Linked DNA regions of Homo sapiens: region 1 is linked to region 2. A link is an interaction called in ENCODE POLR2A ChIA-PET data of the cell type or tissue named here. Cell type or tissue: HepG2. All regions are shown on one strand. Links, peaks and the distances in the headings refer to the core of each region. The heading gives the core; the rest is flanking DNA. Region 1 overlaps KPNA7 (karyopherin subunit alpha 7). Region 2 overlaps SMURF1 (SMAD specific E3 ubiquitin protein ligase 1).

What was found. Peaks named below come from ENCODE experiments on the same cell type or tissue, not always from the same donor. Only the 100,000 strongest peaks of a DNase experiment are listed, where the experiment ranks them.
Region 1: POLR2A ChIA-PET joins it to region 2 with 6 read pairs; 3 of 35 experiments call an interaction of 5 or more read pairs at or near these places.

The regions. Positions count from the first base shown.
Region 1 is chr7:99,186,109-99,194,968 of GRCh38, reverse strand. It overlaps KPNA7 (karyopherin subunit alpha 7), which reads left to right. Exons shown (of 11, transcript NM_001145715.3): 6 at 1,868-1,950; 7 at 6,406-6,669. Among named protein-coding and RNA genes, the nearest start is that of KPNA7, 18 kb to the left of the region's middle. RefSeq lists a silencer at 3,969-4,263. In HepG2, for the core only: no CTCF peak of the experiment used is centred there; a DNase peak (open chromatin) is centred at 4,108.
Region 2 is chr7:99,095,674-99,104,533 of GRCh38, reverse strand. The region is part of intron 1 of SMURF1 (SMAD specific E3 ubiquitin protein ligase 1); the gene reads left to right. Among named protein-coding and RNA genes, the nearest start is that of SMURF1, 44 kb to the left of the region's middle. RefSeq lists enhancers at 813-2,012, 4,454-5,307, 5,308-6,162. In HepG2, for the core only: no CTCF peak of the experiment used is centred there; DNase peaks (open chromatin) are centred at 4,913, 5,353, 5,903 and 8,233; H3K4me3 peaks cover 2,306 bases.

The sequences.
Region 1 (8,860 bases), core at 298-8,297, 91 kb before region 2:
TTGCCATGTAAATACCTAGAAGTGCTGGCAAGGGTACAATGAGCTGTTTCCAAACTCAAAGCCAGGCCAGGCACGGTGGCTCACGTCTGTAATCCCAGCATGTTGGGAGGCCAAGGCGGACGGATCACTTGAGGTCAGGAGTTCAAGACCAGCCTGGCCAACATGGTGAAACCCCGTCTCTACTAAATATACAAAAATTAGCCAGGCATGGTGGTGCATGCCCTGTAGTCCCAGCTACTCGGGAGGCTGAGGCAGGAGAATCGCTTGAACCTGGGAGGAGGAAGTTGCAGTGAACCAAGATAACGCCACTGTACTCCAGTGTGGGCAACAGAGGGAGATTCTGTCTCAAAACACCAAAAGCCCTCAAATCCAAGTTTAGAGGCCAAATATTGAAGCTGAAACAGGATGATACAGTGTATACTGAAGCCACAGGCTAACTAGAGACATCTGCCAACACTAAGGTCCTACAGCCTCAGGGCTTCGTGGCTTCAAGAACAAGTCTTTGGCTTATGCAGTGTGGGAGTTTATGATAGACCCTTACATAACTCGGGACCCCAGAAGGACTCTGCCTTCAGTGGAAGTTGCTAAGGGAACGTGCCAAAAACAAAAACAAAACAACAACAACAAAAAAAAACTCCTTGGTTTGGGCTAACAAGCCTTCCCTGAAAGTGGAATCCTCAGACTACCTTTCTGAATGTGGCAATCGATGCTCTTTCCTGCATGGTCTAGTGAATTAGTGCTGTAGGGTCGGAAGCCCCCAGATTCTTGGCTGACATCAATCCAGTGACTTTCTAGGGAAAACTCAATTAGGTCCCTCAGGATTTTGACAAATTAAGATCAGCCGACTATTAGCATTTTCAAGTTCAGAGAAGCAATAACTCCCGTGACTGAGTCAGCAGAAACAGTATGATTAGACCTCCAAGGACTCCACATATTGGAATTAGCAAACAGAATATAAAATAACTGCTAAAAGAAAACAAAAGCTTGCAGAGGCTTGGCGTAGTGACTCATGCCTTTAATCTCAGCACTTTAGGAGGCAGAGGTGGGAGGATGGCTTGAGCCCAGGAGTTTGAGACCAGCCTGGGCAATGTAGTGAGAACTTATCTCTACAAAAAATAAAAATATTCACCAGGCATAGTGGTGTATGCCTATAGTCCCAGCTACTCAGGAGGCTACGGTGGGACAATTGCTTGAGTTCTGGAGGTCGAGGCTGCAGTGAGCTATGATTGCACCACTGCACTCCAGCCAGGGCAATAGAGTGAGATCCTGTATCCCCCTCCCCCGCCAAAAAAAAAAAATAAAAGGCTGCAGGAGGAAAAAGTGCCTATTAGAGAAGTTGTCTCTCATTTTGCTTGGTGCAGTAAAGTAGGCAAGACTGGATGGTACAATGTGATGACTTGCCTTTGATGGTTGACAAATACAAATAGACTTCTAGGGTCTAAAATTGTTATCCTAGCTAAGGTAGCTGATGGCTGGTCACCAGCACCTGCAGATCCCCAGACTTTGTTCTGAGTTGCATTGGAAGTTACTGCCCTGTGCCAAGGTCTTCTGGGAAGACAACTTGGTCTGGACCAGCCTTCGTCTTCCTGAGAACCATGCTGTGAGATGCCAACAGCCCACCTTGGCTGAGTTGGCTGGCTCTGCTTCTAGCAGTTGCTGCTGTGTGATGCCTGCCTGTTACATCAGGACTGTCCACCCACCAGCCATGCCAGACTTCCAGAATTTAGTACGTGGCTCTACTACCTACTTGCTAAACCCGGGAATGAGTTTTTGTCTCTTGCCCTTTGCACACTCTTAAAAAATTAGTCACCCACTTCAGGATTGTCTTTGTTCTCTCTCTAAATGTCACATTCTGCTCTATTTGTAGGTGATGGCCCAGAGTTCAGAGATAACGTCATCACAAGCAATGCCATCCCACATCTCCTAGCCTTGATTTCACCCACCCTGCCGGTAAGTGTCTTTTTCTTTCTCTTTTTTTTTTTTTAAATTAAAATTTTAAAATAATCTTAATAGAGATGGAGCCTCACCATTCTGCCCAGGCTGGTCTTGAACTCCTGGCTTCAAGCAATCCTCCTACCTCTCAAAGTTCTGGGATTATGGACGTGAGCCACAGTACCAGGCCAAGTGGATGTCTTTAAATGAGAGAGAACCTCGTTAGGTAACAAATTCTAATGTTGGGAAATTGGGACATACTTCCAAATCCAATGCTAGATCATGTGGCTGCTGCCTGGCCTCTTAGAACCTCATAAACAAGGCTCAAGACTGGGCATGGTGGCTCATGTCTGTGATTCCAGTGCTTGCTAGGCCAAGACAGAAGGATCACTTGACACCAAGAGTTCAAAACCAGCCTGGGCAACATAGTGAGACCATGCTTCTAAAAATAAAAAAATTAGCTGAGCATGGTAGCGTACACCTGTAGTCTCAGCTACTCAGGAGGCTGAGGTGGAAGGATTGCTTGAGCCCAGGAGAGGGAGGCTGCAGAGAGCCAAGATCACACCACTGCACTCCAGCCTGGGTGACAGGTTGAGACTCTGTCTCTAAATAAACTAATAATAGCAAGGCTTAGGACTGAGTATCATTTTAGGTAAAGATTGACTCAGCTCTGTCTTTAGGGGCCAGTAGCACTGATCCTTCTCTTTGCGGCATTGGAAGAGGCCTACAAGCTTGCCATCTTGCAAAATAGATGACTGAAATCTCCATTCTAGGGTCACAGTTTAGCATATATGCCTGGTGTTCCATTATTGGAACACTAAGCCTGTGGGAGTTATTTATATCCTACTGCTCATGGTCATTACCAAGGTCTGATTTTTCACACAAAAAAATTTGCAACCTCTGGCATAAATGGGTTAATGTCTCACCAGTTCTGTTCATGGGGAACAGGCTCTTCTTTTGAGGCTTAGAGTCAAGGTTGGTTGATTTGTGGTTATTGATTGAAGAGGACTTCTGGTTTAGGAACTGGGTTCTCGATTTGCCTCAAACAAAAATGAAGAGCAGCCAGAGGACTATGTTCAAAACCTTCATCTGGGAACCGTGGCTCACACCTGTAATCCCAACAATTTGGGAAGCTGAGGCGGGTGGATCACCTGAGGTCAGGAGTTTGAGACCAGCCTGACTAATATGGCGAAATCCTATCTCTACTAAAAATACAGAAACTAGCCAGGCATGGTGGCACGTTCCTGTAGTCCCAGCTACTTGGGAGGCTGAGGCAGGAGAATTGATTGAACCTGGGAGGCGAAGGTTGCAGTGAGCCAAGGTTGCGCCACTGTGCCCCAGCCTGGGCAACAGAGCAAGACTCTGTCTCAAAACTCTTCAAGATGGGAGAAAAATCTGACATGGTTGAACCAATAAAAGACTAGCCATGACCGAGAGAGTTTAAGTAGAGAACACTTAAGATGGCAAGCAGGAAAAGGGCTTAGACATCTTCCTGCTAGCAGCAGGGAGGCTTTGGAGGATTTTGAGGCAAGGGAGTAGAGTGGTCTGATCTTTCAGAAAGGCCCTTCTGGTTGCCTGCCGTAGAATTATATAGCAGAGAGAGGCCGGATGCGGTAGCACTTTGGGAGGCCGAGGTGGGCAGATCACGAGGTCAAGAGATCAAGACCATCCTGGCCAACACGGTGAAACCCCGTCTCCTAAAATTACAAAAATTAGCTGGGTGTGGTGGCACGCACCTGTACTCCCAGCTACTCAGGAGGCTGAGGCAGGAGAATCTCTTGAACCTGGGAGGTGGAGGTTGCAGTGAGCCGAGATTGTGCCACTGTACTCCAGCCTGGTGACAGAGCAAGACTCCATCTCAAAAAAAAAAAAAAAATTGTATAGCAGAGGGAGATGGTGAAGCAGGTGGGTCTGGGACATAGCCATTCTAGACGTGAAAGGGAGACAGCAAGAAGCCAGGATGCCCCTAGGTTTCAGGTTAGATTGTTCAGATGATTGTCTTCCTAGAGAAAGGGGAAAAGTGCAGGAAAAAAAGAAATTGGAGCTTGTGTTGCAGGCATGAAGTTGAGGCGAGTTGGAGACACCATTGCAGCAGAGTCGGATTGACAGATGTACCTTGCTAGGTGACATATGTGTATATGTCACCCAGCCAGGCAAGGTCAGCTGGGGCCAGGGGTCACAAACATGACCTGGCTGGCCGCTTGCTTTGTAAATAGTTTTATCAAGCTGGGCATGGTGGCACGTGTCTGTAGTCCCAGCTACTTGGGAAGGCAAGGCGAGAGGATCGCTTGAGTTTGAGGCTGCAGTGAGCTGTGATTGCACCACTGCACTCCAGCCTGGGTGATGGAGTGAGACCCTGTCTCCCCCCAAAAAAAAAAAAAAAGTTTTACTGGCATGCAGCCACACTCATTTACATACTGTCTGGTCTACAAGGACAGTTGTTGTTGCCACAGAAGCCACAGGCTAAAAATGTTTAAGATCTGGCCCTTTACCGAAAAAGTTTTCAACCCCTGACCTAGAGTGTGAGGAGAGCCTGAGACCCAGTCCTGTGGGCTCTAAGGTTCTAAATTCAGGCAGAGCCTGCCAAAAAGACTAAGTAGAAACAGCTAATTTGGCCATAGAAAACCAGGTTTGGTGTCACAGTTGCCAAGAAGAGCTCTTTCTTTTTTTTCTGCTTTTTTTTCTGCTTTTTTTTTTTTTTGAGACAGAGTCTTGCTCTGTCACCAGGCTGGAGTGCAGTGGTGCAATCTCAGCTCACTGCAACCTCCGCCTCCTGGGTTCAAGCGATTCTTCTGCTTCAGCCTCCCGAGTAGCTGGGATTACAGGCACATGCCACCCCGCCTGGCTAATTTTTGTGTTTTTAGTAGAGACGGGGTTTCACCATCTTGGCCAGGCTGGTCTTGAACCCCTGACCTCATGATCCACCTGCCTCGGCCTCCCAAAGTGTTGGGGTTACAGGTGTGAGCCACCACGCCCAGCCGAGAGCTCCTTCAAAAAGAAAGGGCTGACTACTAACCACAGCTGAGAGGGACAGTAACTTTAGGACCAAGAAGCAGCTGCTGTGTTTGGTGACTTGGAAGGAGCTGATTCCCATCCCTAACCCCAAAGAAGGGTTAGAAACATGACTAGAATGGCCTGAAGAACAACTGGAGGCCAGGCGCTTATGTCTGTAATCCCAGCATTTTGGGAGGCCGAGGCAGGAGGATCCCTTGAGCCCAGGAGTTTGAGACCAGCCTGGGCAACATAGCAAGACTTTCCTCTACAAAAAGCATGTCTAGCCACAGCTACTCAGGAGGCAGAAGTAGGAGGATCACTTGGGCCTGGGAGGTTGAGGCTGTAGTGAGCTATGATCACGGCACTGCACTGCAGCCTGGGCAACAGAGTGAGACCCTGTCTCAACAAACAAACAAAAAACCCCAACAATTGGGAATCTGGGAGGTAGACAGTGAATATAGATGCCTCTCTGAGGGTAGACTCTGAAAGACAGAAGTGTGATGATGGCTGAAAGGGGCAGAAGGGGAGGGGCTGACAGTCCCAGGGTATGTTTCCTTACTGGTGGGAGTGATTTGGGGGCAGGGATGATTCTGGGCGGAATCTTTAAAGGCAAAAAGTAAGGGCCAGGTGTGGTGACTCAGGCCTGTCATCACTTTGGGAGGTGGAGGTAGGCAGATCACTTGAGCCCAGGAGTTGAAGTCCAGACTGGGCAACATAGCAAGACCCCTGTCTCTACTAAAACTAAAACTAATAATAAAAGGCCAAAAGGGATGGGATCCAGAGGCAGAGTAGGAAGACTGATTCTCAATTAGAAGATTAGAAATCTGGGGATGACATGCCAGTAGTGTTTTAGACCAGTGGGAAGACCAAGTAACTCCTGCTTGATCTTGTTGTCAGTGAAAAATGAAATTAGGTCATCAATCAAATGGGAAAGGACATTTTGAAAGACAAAGGAAACCTCCATCTAACATTGGAATGTGAAATACGAACCTCGTTCTGTGTCCCTAATACACATCACTGCCTAGAACACATTTCTATTTGAAGTTCAAAAGCTCTCGTTCAGTCGGGCACAATGGCTCACCCCTGTAATCCCAGCACGTTGGGAGGCTGAGGCCGGCAGATCACTTGAGGCCAGGAGTTCAAGACCAGTCTGGGCAACATGGTGAAACCCCATCTCTACTAAAAATACAAAAATTAGCTGGGCGTGTGTGGTGGCGGGCACCTGTAATCCCAGCTACTCAGGAGGCTGAGGGAGGAGAATCACTTGAATCCAGGAGGCAGAGGTTGCAGTGAGCCAAGATTGCATCACTGCACTCCAGCCTGGGTGACAGAGCAAGGCTGTCTGAAAATAATAAATAAAATTTTAAAAAGCTCTGGTTCATGCTGATCTATGGTATTGATTGGAAATGGTAAGAACACACTGCTGTTTGCATTTTCTCTCCTTTGCACCCAATGCTGGAGGCAGTCTCCTTGTTACAGATCACATTTCTGCGGAACATCACGTGGACCTTGTCGAATCTGTGCCGAAACAAGAACCCATACCCTTGCGACACTGCGGTGAAGCAGATACTGCCGGCCCTCCTTCACCTCCTGCAGCACCAGGACAGTGAGGTTCTCTCGGATGCCTGCTGGGCACTGTCCTACCTCACCGACGGCTCCAACAAGCGCATCGGCCAAGTGGTTAACACGGGGGTCCTGCCCAGGCTGGTAGTGCTCATGACCAGCTCAGAACTCAATGTCTTGGTAAATGCAATCCTGGGCCCTGTGGATTCGAGTCCTCGGGTCATAGTCACTTTAGCAGGTTCTGGGGCAAGGTTTGTCATCTGCATTTCCCTGGTCTTTGCTTTTTTTTTTTTTTTTTTTTTTTTGAGACAGAGTCTTGCTCTGTCACCCAGGCTGGAATGCAGTGGCACAATCTCAGCTCATTGCAACCTCTGCCTCCCAGGTTCAAGCGATTCTCCTATCTCAGCCTCCTGGGTAGCTGGGATTATAGATGCCAACGACCACGCCCGGCTCATTTTGTATTTTTAGTAGGGACAGGGTTTTACCATGTTGGCCAGGCTAGTCTCGAACTCCTGACCTCAGGTGATCCTCCTGCCTCGGCCTCCCAAACGACTGGGATTAGAGGTGTGAGCCACTGTGCCTGCCCATCTTTGCTACTCTGTGGCCAAAAGCTTGAATCTATTTTGATGTCAAATCCTAGTGGGTTTTTTTTTTTTTTTTTTTTTTTTTTTTTTTTTTTTAAAAAAAAAGGCCGGGCACGGTGGCTCACAGCTGTAAAAATACAAAAATACAAAAATTTATTTGTAAAACACCAAAGAATTAACTGAGTGTGATGGCGCACAGCTGTAATTCCAGCTACTCGGGAGGCTGAGGCAGGAGAATTCCTTGAACCCAGGAGGTGGAGGTTGCAGTGAGCTGAGATCGTGCCACTGCTCTCCAGCCTGGGTGACAGTGACATTCCATCTCAAAAAAAAAAAAAAAAAATTAGCTGGGTGTGGTGGTGCATACCTGTAGTCTCAGCTACTGGGGAGGCAGAGTTGGGAGAATTTATTGAGCCCAGAAGTTTGAGGATGCAGTGAGCTGTGATGGCACACTGTACTCCAGCCAGAGTGACAGTGAGACTGGGGATTAAAAAAAAAAACAACCCATTATCCTCTCCCCAGTTTGTTCTCTTAGACTAGCTCAGATATAGGCAGAAAGCAAGTAAAACCATTACTAATTGCTTTTCTAGGTTATTATTTTTTTTGTGTGTGAGACGGAGTCTCTCTGTCATCCAGGCTGGAGTGCAGTGGTACAATCTTGGCTCACTGCAACCTCCACCTCCCGACTTCAAGCAATTCTCTTGCCTCAGCCTCCTGAGTAGCTGGGATCACAGGCACCCACTACCATCACGCCCAGCTAATTTTTGTATTTTTAGTAGAGACAGGGTTTCACCAGGTTGGCCAGGCTGGTCCTGAACTCTTGACCTCAGGTGATCTGCCCACCTCAGCCTCCCAAAGTGCTGGGGTTACAGGCATGAGCCACTATGCCCTGCCGCTTTGCTATGTTATTAAACATGTCACCTACATCATATACTGCTTTGAAATGTGGGTGCATTATATTGAAGATGTCTCTATGCTGCCTGCTCTTTATTTTCTTAATATTTTACCTAATATTGCATATTCTGCAGCCTTAGTGATCATCTATTTTGAGATTAGCATAGGACTTCTCAGATGTTGAGTTGGTTTCGGGATAGTGCTAGGGGCATGGAGAGTATGAGATAAGACAAGCCATTTTTGTTGTTGTTGTTGTTGTTTTTTGACAAAGTCTCACTCTGTTGCCAAGGCCGGAGTGTGGTGATACAATCTTGGCTCCCTGCAACCTCTGTCTCCTGGGTTCAAGAAATTTTCCTGCCTCAGCCTCCCAAGTAGCTGGGACTACAGGTGTGCACCACCACACCCAGCTAATTTTTGTATTTTTAGTAGAGACGGTGTTTCCCCATGTTGGCCAGGCTGGTCTCAAACTCCTGGACTCAAGTGATCCATCCGCCTCGGCCTCCCAAAGTGGAGAAGTAAATTCTCTAAGAAGTTGCTTACCCCCGGGTTCTGGGGCCTATTTGGAGCTGCCCTGGTAAGGCCATGACTGGCCTGAAGTACACTTCTACCTCTCACTTTGGTATCAGGTAAGTAGCCTAATAGGCTAGGAAAATTCTAGAACTGTTGCTGGGCTTTACTGGGGCTGCCACTACAGTACAGAGAAATCTGAATAAAGCCATAGTCAGCTATTGTAGGAGAGTTGTTGTTTTGAGCCCAATCGTAGACCTGTCCTGGGGATCTTCTGAGCCATTATGAAGGGCTTCCCAATCACACCAGGAAATGGCATTGAGATCTCATTATCTCCAATTAAATATGCAACACGCTTGACACTGATAAATACTAATTCAGTCATTATA
Region 2 (8,860 bases), core at 633-8,632:
TACTATTCCTATTTTACAGATGATGCATAGAGATTTTGACTCTTGCCCAAGATCACGTGGGTTAGTAAGTGGAAGAGGGGGGTTTCAACCTGGGAGTGAGGCTCCAGAACCAGGCACTTAGCCATTTCACTGTCCTTTCCCTGATAAAGACAGAAAGGCTCTAGAGGAAAAAGTAGTAATAGCAGTTATAGCTGGGTAGTGAGATCATGGATACTTTTATTACTATTTATTTCTTCTGATTTCTATGAGCATATGTTACCTCTATAGTGACCAAAATGATTCTTAAGTTATTGTAAAAATATAACGTTTTAGAATACTTTTCTTCCAGTTGAAAAGTTATGTGTCCCGGCGGGGCACCATGGTTCATGCCCATAATCGCAGCACTTTGGGAGGCCGAGGCAGGCGGATCACTTGAGGTCAGGAGTTCTAGACCAGCCTGGCCAACATTGTGAAACCCCATCTCTACTAAAAATACAAAAATTACCCAGGCGTGGTGACGCACGCATGTAATCCCTTGGGAGGCTGAGGCACGAGAATTGCTTGAACCCGGGAGGCAGAGGCTGCAGTGAGCTGAGATCGCACCACTGCATTCTAGCCTGGGTGACAGACTGAGACTCCATCTCAAAAAAAAAAAAAAAAAAGTTGTGGCCCGGAGATATCCATCACAAATTGCTTTTCATATATGACAAGAAAATTTCAAAAATTGTCTCCATCAATATATGAATTTTCTCTTTGAAGTTTTGTGTCCTACTGTGTGTGTTTATTGTAGACAGGACAAGCAATTTCCATCATTGAAACCAGAAAACATCTTTGGAATTTTAAACTCAGTGTTGCTGTATTTTGGGGATTACATAAAAGCATTGATAAAATAAGTTGTGCTTTAAATGGAAGATTTAAATCTGTGAAGCTTTTTAAGATTGTGTTTGTCACGTCTTGGCACACATTTCTTGTTTGTAGAGTCTGGTTATGAAAAGACTCTGGTTTCCATATGTATATTTAAAATACTCTGAGTCATGGATTCAAATGAGTAATTGACATAATATGTCCATCAGATTCCTGCTTTGTCATACCGTCACATAAGGGGAGTACATTTATTTTAGTAATTGTAATAGTAAACACAGTTAATTAGCAAAATGGTATTCATTTTAAATACCTTTCCCCGGTGTCTTTTATAACTTTCCAGAAATTGCTTTATTGGAATGAAAATGTGTTTGATTTCACAGGAGGCTTAGGAAAAGGGCCACATGTGTATGAACACAGGCGTATGTATACAGTGCTGGGAGTGGTGTATACATAGGTGTTTAGAGATTAGAAGCTCCATGTCTCTATTTCTTCCTCCTTTTTGCTAAGTCTCAACTCAGAATCTGAAACCACATTGATTGTAAGATGTACAATTACATGTGCCACCAAAAAAGAAAAAAAATTGATTGTAACCGGGTGTGGTGGCTCATACGTGTAATCTCAGTACTTTGGGAGGCTGAGGTGGGTGGATCGCTTGACTCAGGAGTTTGAAACCAGCCTGGGCAACATAGTGAGAACCTATTTCCCCTAAAGATAGAAAAATAAGCCAGGCATGATGGCACGCACCTGTGGTCTCAGCTACTTGGGAGGCTGAGGTGGGAGGATCGCTTGAGCCCTGGAGACGCACTGCTGTACTCCAGCCTGGGTGACGGAGTGAGACTGTGTCTCAAAAACAAAAAAACAAAAAAACCAAAAAAATGCAGTTGTAAGATTTACAATTACGTGCACCACCAAAAGAGAAAAAATGCTATGAATCAAATAATGTTGATGCTTTCTAATTATCTATAACCTTTACTTATAACATTGAAAGAGCCACTTATTTAAGTATAGATTTTTTGCATGTGTTATTCTTGTATATACATAATTTAAAAGTATAAGAAAAATAGATTAAGGAATTCTTAACATTTCTTCACAGTCAGTGTCCATCTCTTCTGAATCATCCGTTTGACACAGAATCAACAATATTTGTATTTTCACATAATGAGTAATCAAAGTGTTGACAAGGCAGCTTTTCTGGAAGAGGGCTCTGTAAGTTTTTTTAAACAGCTATATTAAGATAGAATTCACATACCATATAATTTGCCCCTTTAAAGTGTAAATATCAGTGGTTTTGGGTATATTCAGTTATTCATTTTGTAAATTTGGCAAAATACACATTATAAAATTTGCCATTTTAACCATTTTAACTATTGAGTGGATAAATTCTCTTTCAAAACTCTTTAGAGACAGATGCGTAGGATATTAATATGTACAAAGAACAACAAAATATTGAAATAATTTCATCATAATATTAGGGAGATTTTAGAATGTATAAAAATATAAAAATTCCATGTTACTATGTATAGGATCCTATTTTACCTATCTTTTATATATAGTACAAATTTAAGTGGAATCAAAATGTGTAATCCTAGTATGCCCATATAAAAGGGTAGCCAATATACAATGCCTTGTCTTTGAAAATTTCAAATGTGCATCATAATATCACATTAAAAGTCTTTGAATGTGCCTAGACATGGAAATGCAAAATAAGAAAAATGAAATTATTCCCTTGTTTTGTATGTATCTTTTTTTTTTTTTTTGAGACGTGGTCGTGCTCTGTCGCCCAGGCTGGAGTGCAATGGCACAATCTCGGCTCACTGCAACCTCCGCCTCCCTGTTCAAATGATTCTCCTGCCTCAGCCTTCCCAATAGCTTACAGGCGCACACCACCACGCCTGGCTAATTTTTGTGTTTTCAGTAGAGATGGGGTTTCACTACAGTGGCCAGGCTGGTTTCCAACTCCTGACCTCAGGCGATCCGCCTGCCTCGGCCTCCCGAAGTGCTGGGATTACAGGCGTGAGCCACCATGCCCGGCCGTGTGTATCATTTTTTTCCCTTGAGGGTGAGATTAAAATGTCTAGACCTTTAGATGTGGAATTCCCACCTCCATTTACGAAAAGTGATTACACATTGGGCAATAAATTAAATCTATTTATTGTGTTTCAGTTTGAAATTTAATTGTGCATGTCTCTGGTAGGGTATTTTTTTGCTGTTTAAATCTCTGCTCCAAATATGAGCCAGGAACACTGTAGCTCAGTTTTAAAATTAGTAGAAACTGCATGTTACATGAATGGAACATTCTTTTTTGTTGTTGTTCTTTTTGAGACAGGGTCTTGTTCTATCACCCATGCTGGAGTGCAGTGGTGCAATCATAGCTCACTACAGCCTCGAGCTCCTGGGCTCAAGTGATCCTCCCACCTCAGCCTCCTGAGTAGCTGGGACTACAGGCACACACCACTGCACCCAGCTAATTTCTGTATTTTTTTGTAGAGATGGGATTTTGCCATGTTGCCCAGGCCGGGGATGGGACATTCCTTTCACTATTCCCTACCCCCCCATATTTCTTCAGAACTTAATAATAGTTTTGTTCCTTATCAAGAACCAAGTTCATTGGTAGCCTCCCAGAAAACTGGATTCAGTTCTAAAATGAAGAGATGGCTGGAAAACTTATCGAATGCATTTAAAAATTGGTCACCTTTTCCTCCATTTAAGAAAAGTCTCAAAATCACTTCATTATGTATAGTGTTCTTTTCTCCACCTTGCTTATCTCTGAAACACTCTTTCTCGGCTTTGGATTTAAAATTTGGTAAGAATTATTGTATCTCTCTTTGACTCTGAATATTCTTGTTGCTTTGTAAGATGTATATGTCTAAATTTCATCTCTTCACTTCACATCATGAAATCTTCCTTCTCTAGTCTTCTGTTTTAAGTCTCAGTTTGACTGTTGATAGAATGTTTCCAGTATTAACTTATAAGCTATGACTATGAGTTGATAACTGTTGTTTTAACAAAGATACAAAATTTATTCAAATAAATCTGCTTTAGTCTCCTGGGAAAGCTGGATATATATTTCTGTGATGTTGGGCTGAGAATTCTGAACTGCATTTTTATTTTTATTTTTTTATTTTTGTTTATTTTTCAAGATGGAGTTTTGCTCTGTTGCCCAGGCTGGAATGAAGTGGTGCGATCTTGGCTCGCTGCAACCTCTGTCCCCAGGTTAAAGCGATTCTCCTGCCTCAGCCTTCTGAGTAGCTGGGATTATAGGCGCCCGCCACCATGCCCAGCTAATTTTTGTATTTTTAATAGAGACGGGGTTTCACCATGTTGGCCAGGCTGGCCTCTAATTCCTGACCTCAGGAAATCCACACTCCTCGGCCTCCCGAAGTACTAGGATTACAGGCGTGAGCCATTGGGCAGGGCCGGAATGGCGTTTTTAAATTGAAATTAACTGCTGGATGCGTTCTTACTTTCTTACTAGGTAGAGTACAACATCTTTCCTTTTGCTTAGTTTATATTGTTAAAAGTATATATTTGGCATTCTGGGGTCAGAGCATTTTGCTTTGCAGCTTTTTTTTTTTTTTTTTTAACTTTTCCCACTAAAGGTTTTAAGATTACTGTAAATGTGATAAGATGAACACACACAAAAAACCTGTGAGAACCAGGATTCTCCGGGGATTTGACTGTATATTTGGAATGCTGTGAAAGGCACTGGTGGCTGTCCTAGTTCGTTTAGAGTTGCTGTATCAGAATACCTGAAACTGGATAGTTTATAAAGTAAAGAGGTTTATTTAGCACATGATTCTGGGGGTTGGAAAGTTCAGGACTGAGCATTTGCATCTGGGGAGGGCCTTAGACTGTTTTAACTCATGTTGGAAAACAGAAGTGGAAATGATGTGTGCAAAGAAACCACATGGCCAGAGAGAGAAACCAAGGAAGCCAGACTCTTCTGAACAACCCACCCTCTTGGGAATGAATCCATTCCGTGAGAGTGAGAACTCACTCCCGTGGGAAGGCATTAATCTATTCATGAGAGCTCCACCCCCATGACCCAGACACCTCCCAGTAGGCCCATAGGCCCCACCTCCCACCGCTGCCACAGTGGGGATCAAATTTTAACATGAGTTTTGGTGGGGACAGACCAAACCACAGCAGTGGTCTTGCCAGCGTGTACATGATAATGGCATTTCCCCCCCTATCCTGGGAAAGGAATTACTGCACGGACCTTAGAAAGCAGATAAACCACTCTGTAAGAAATTAGGTATTTTCTTCTTAGAATCAATTCAGTTCAGTGTTACTGTTCTCTTTTATGTGTTAGACCCTGTGTTAGATACTGTGGAGTGACAGCAAAGCAATGTAAAACCTCCCTCGACTATTGAAACAGCCACCAAAGAGGTCAACTTCCTGCCTCCTGCCTCTCTCCATTCCTTCTCATTTTCTACTCCCGTGCCAGAGTTTATAGCTTTCCAAAAAAAAAAAAAAAAAAAGTAGTAGTGTTTGGCTCCTCATTGCCTCCAGGGCAAAGTCCAAATTCCTTAACATTGCATAGAAGACCTTTTCTCATCGGGCTCTAGTCTCCTCTTGTTCCTGAACCAAACCTTCCATAGAAACACATTTCCCTGAATGCATTCTGCCTCTCAAACATGTCTTTACACATGTTCTTTCTATAGAATGATCTACTCCCTAGTTACTCCTTCTTGTCTTCCCATCACAGTGTCTTCATAACGCTATTCACATTATTTATTTCCTTGTCTTTGCTGCTGCCAAAGATGAAAGGAGGGATCTCAATCATTTCCATTCCAGGGCCTGGCACAAAGCGCTTATTAAATGTTGTTTTCAGTGAATGATGCAGAGTAACCTCCTTAAAGGATCTTATAATTTAATGAGGAGGGAAGATGATCAGAGGGCCGAAAGTCACTAACATGTGTCTGAATGGAAATAGTGTATTATTCAGCTAAATTCTGCAGTTTCCCTTGACCAGACATAGAACAAATATAAATCTGTCCAGTTTTAGTTGCCCCATAGCTTAGTGTTTGGTGACATTTCTCAGTGCACTGTGGTGCTATTTTGTATGCTGCTGTTCTTTGTCAATGAAGCTCCAAGCAGAGGGCTTGTGAATACGGAGCTAAGGTTTGTTGCAATGGGGAAGAAATATGAGTCAATTAGTGATGAAAATGAGAAAATGCACTGTTCGATATCATAGGCATGATCTTGTCAAATTGAAAAAAGTTCTCTTTACACTGTGAGACCATTCTGTCTTTTGTTATTATATGCATACTTCTCTCTCTTTGATTAGAGTCATTTTTTTTCCCTCCCAGCCAGTTAACATGTTCATAAACAGAGGTCCTTCTAACTCAGTTACCTTTTGTAATGCCCATAGGAAAATGCTCATTTTGGGGTTAAAATCTTATCGTCTCCCCTGCTTCCATCTCAGTTTCTTTACCTTACCAGAAAATTAGGTAATTATCTGTTAGATTTAAAATGTGAGGATCAGATTTAACTCCTGAAATAAGGAGAAGGGTGTAGATGATTTTGTTTATTCTTATAGCAAATTTAGCTTTATTGTAGAATTACTTTATAATAATTTACTAATTGGGATTTTTTTCTCCGTTTTATGTGTTTTCAATAAAAGCAGTTCTTGATGTTGACAGTGAAAATTTTGCTGGTGGCTAACTTGGGTTTTGTCTGTTGAAAAAGATCTTCATTTTTCTCTTGATTCTTAAAAGCTATTTTTGCTGGGTAGAGAATTCTAGGTTAGCAGTTATTTTCTTGAAGATATTTCTGTCTTCAAATCTTCACTGTGGCATTTCAGAAGTTGGTCACTCGTACTTGGAAAGTAATCTTTCCTTTTTCTGTGGCTGCATTCAATATTTTTATCTTTGTATTTCACTTTCTGCAGTTTCACTGTGAAGTAACCAGGTGTGTATTTCTTTTCATTTATCCTGTTTGGGCTTTTTGAAGTGCATTACTGTCTTCGAAGCCATTCATTACTGTCTTTGTTTTGTGTTGCTATAACACAATACCACAGGCTGGGTAACTTATAAATAAAAGAAGTTTATTTCTTACAGTTCTCGAGGCTGGGTAGTCCAATATCAGGGTGCTAGCATCTGGCAAGGGCCTTCTTGTGGCGTCATTCCATAGTGAAAGATGGAAGGGCAAGAGAACATGTGTGAGAGAGAGAGCAAGAGATTGAACTCACAGCCTCGAGCCCTTTTTTAATGTCATCAATCCATTCATGCGAGTAGAGCCTTCATGACCTAAATATCTCCCATGAGGTCCACCTCCCAGCACAGTTGCATTGAAGATGAAGTTTCCAACATTTACTCCTTGGGGTGCACATTCAAGCCACTGCAATCACTGTTGAAAATTCGGAGCCGTGACCTCTTTCACTGTTGTTTTTGCCTCATTCCCTCTCTCTCCCCTCTTTTTGGTACTCAGTGAAGCTCAAGTTAGAGTTTATGATTGCAATGGTTCATTCTGCTTTCCTTTTAAAATTTCTTAAGGTAGAAGCTTAGATGCCTGATTTGCAACTTTTTTCTTTTCTAATAAAAACATTTAATCTTATAAATTTCATTCTAAGTTTAGCTGAATCTCACAAACTTTTTTTTTTTTCTTTCAGTTCAAAATATTCTCTAATTTCCTTTGAGACCTTCCCTGTCACCCATGGATTATTTAGAAGTGTGATGTCTACTATCCAAGTGTTTGAAGATTTTCCTGTTATTTTTTCACATTGCTTTCTAGTTTAATTCCATTATGGTCAGGAACATACATCGTATGACTCTAGTCCCTTTCAGTTTGCTACGATTTCTATTATAAATGTTCCATTTTGTACTTGAAAAGAATATGTACACTGTTGTGGTTGAATGGAGTATTCTATAAATGTCAGTTTGATCCCGTTAGTTAATGGTGTTCAGTTCTTCTATATATATCCTTGCTGACTCTGTCTACTAGCTCTGTCAATTGCTGATTAGAGTTTTTACGTCTCCAGCTGTAATTTTAGATTTGCCTCTTTCAATTCTGTCAGTTTTTGCTTTATGTATTTTGATGCTCTATTGTTAGGTACAAACACATATAGGATTGTTATATCTTCTTGGTGAATTGACCCTTTTATTATTATGTACTGTCTTTCTTTATCTCCCACACTTTTCTTTCTCTGAAGTTGAATATTAATATAGCCATTCAGGCTTTCTTATGATTAGTGTTTGCATGGCATATCTTTTCCTCCCATGTGAGTTGCAATTTCGCTGGTTCTTTATATGCTGAGTAATTTTGGATTTTATCCTTGACATTTTGGTTATTATGTTCTGAGACTCTGTGTCTTGTGTAAATACTGTGGAGAATATTGACGCATTTGTTTAGCAGGCATTGACCTAGTTGAGCTCAGGGCATGTGTTCTGTTCTAACTAGCCTTTTGCGGGTTGTGGTTTCAATGTCACTTGTTTTCAAAACCTTTGCAGTGCTATTTGTTACCTGTCTGTATTTTACCAGGTGGCCACCTGGAGCCTGGTTGGTGGTTTACCCCATGATTTAGGCGTCCTGGTCATTTGTAGGTGAAAGTTGTTCACAGTAGACCAAGGTTTGAGATTTTCTTGGTCACTCAGCTGAGGTGAAGCTGGGCTGCTGTCTGAACTTGTACCCTCAAGGTGCTGCCCCTTTGAAGGTTAGCCCACACTGATAGGTAATGCCCCAGGACCCCATTCTTGGAAGTTAAAGGACTCCAGCCCTCATCCTCCAGACTCTAAAAGGACTCCTTTCAGCAAATGTGACCCTAGGGCCAAAAAAGCAGCTGGACATCTGGGTTTTCTCCAGGCTCAGGCACTGATCTCAGGCTTCTAGACTTCAGAACTGTGAGACGATACATTTCTGTTGTTTAAGCCACTGAGCAGATGGTACTTTGTTATGGCAGCCCTAGCAAACTAATGCTAAGTGCGCAATTCTCATCTCCCCCAGGCCCCCGTGGCTAAGTTGAGATCTTTAAGAAAACATATTCTTTTAGGTCCTTAAATTTAACTTCGAGTACCTA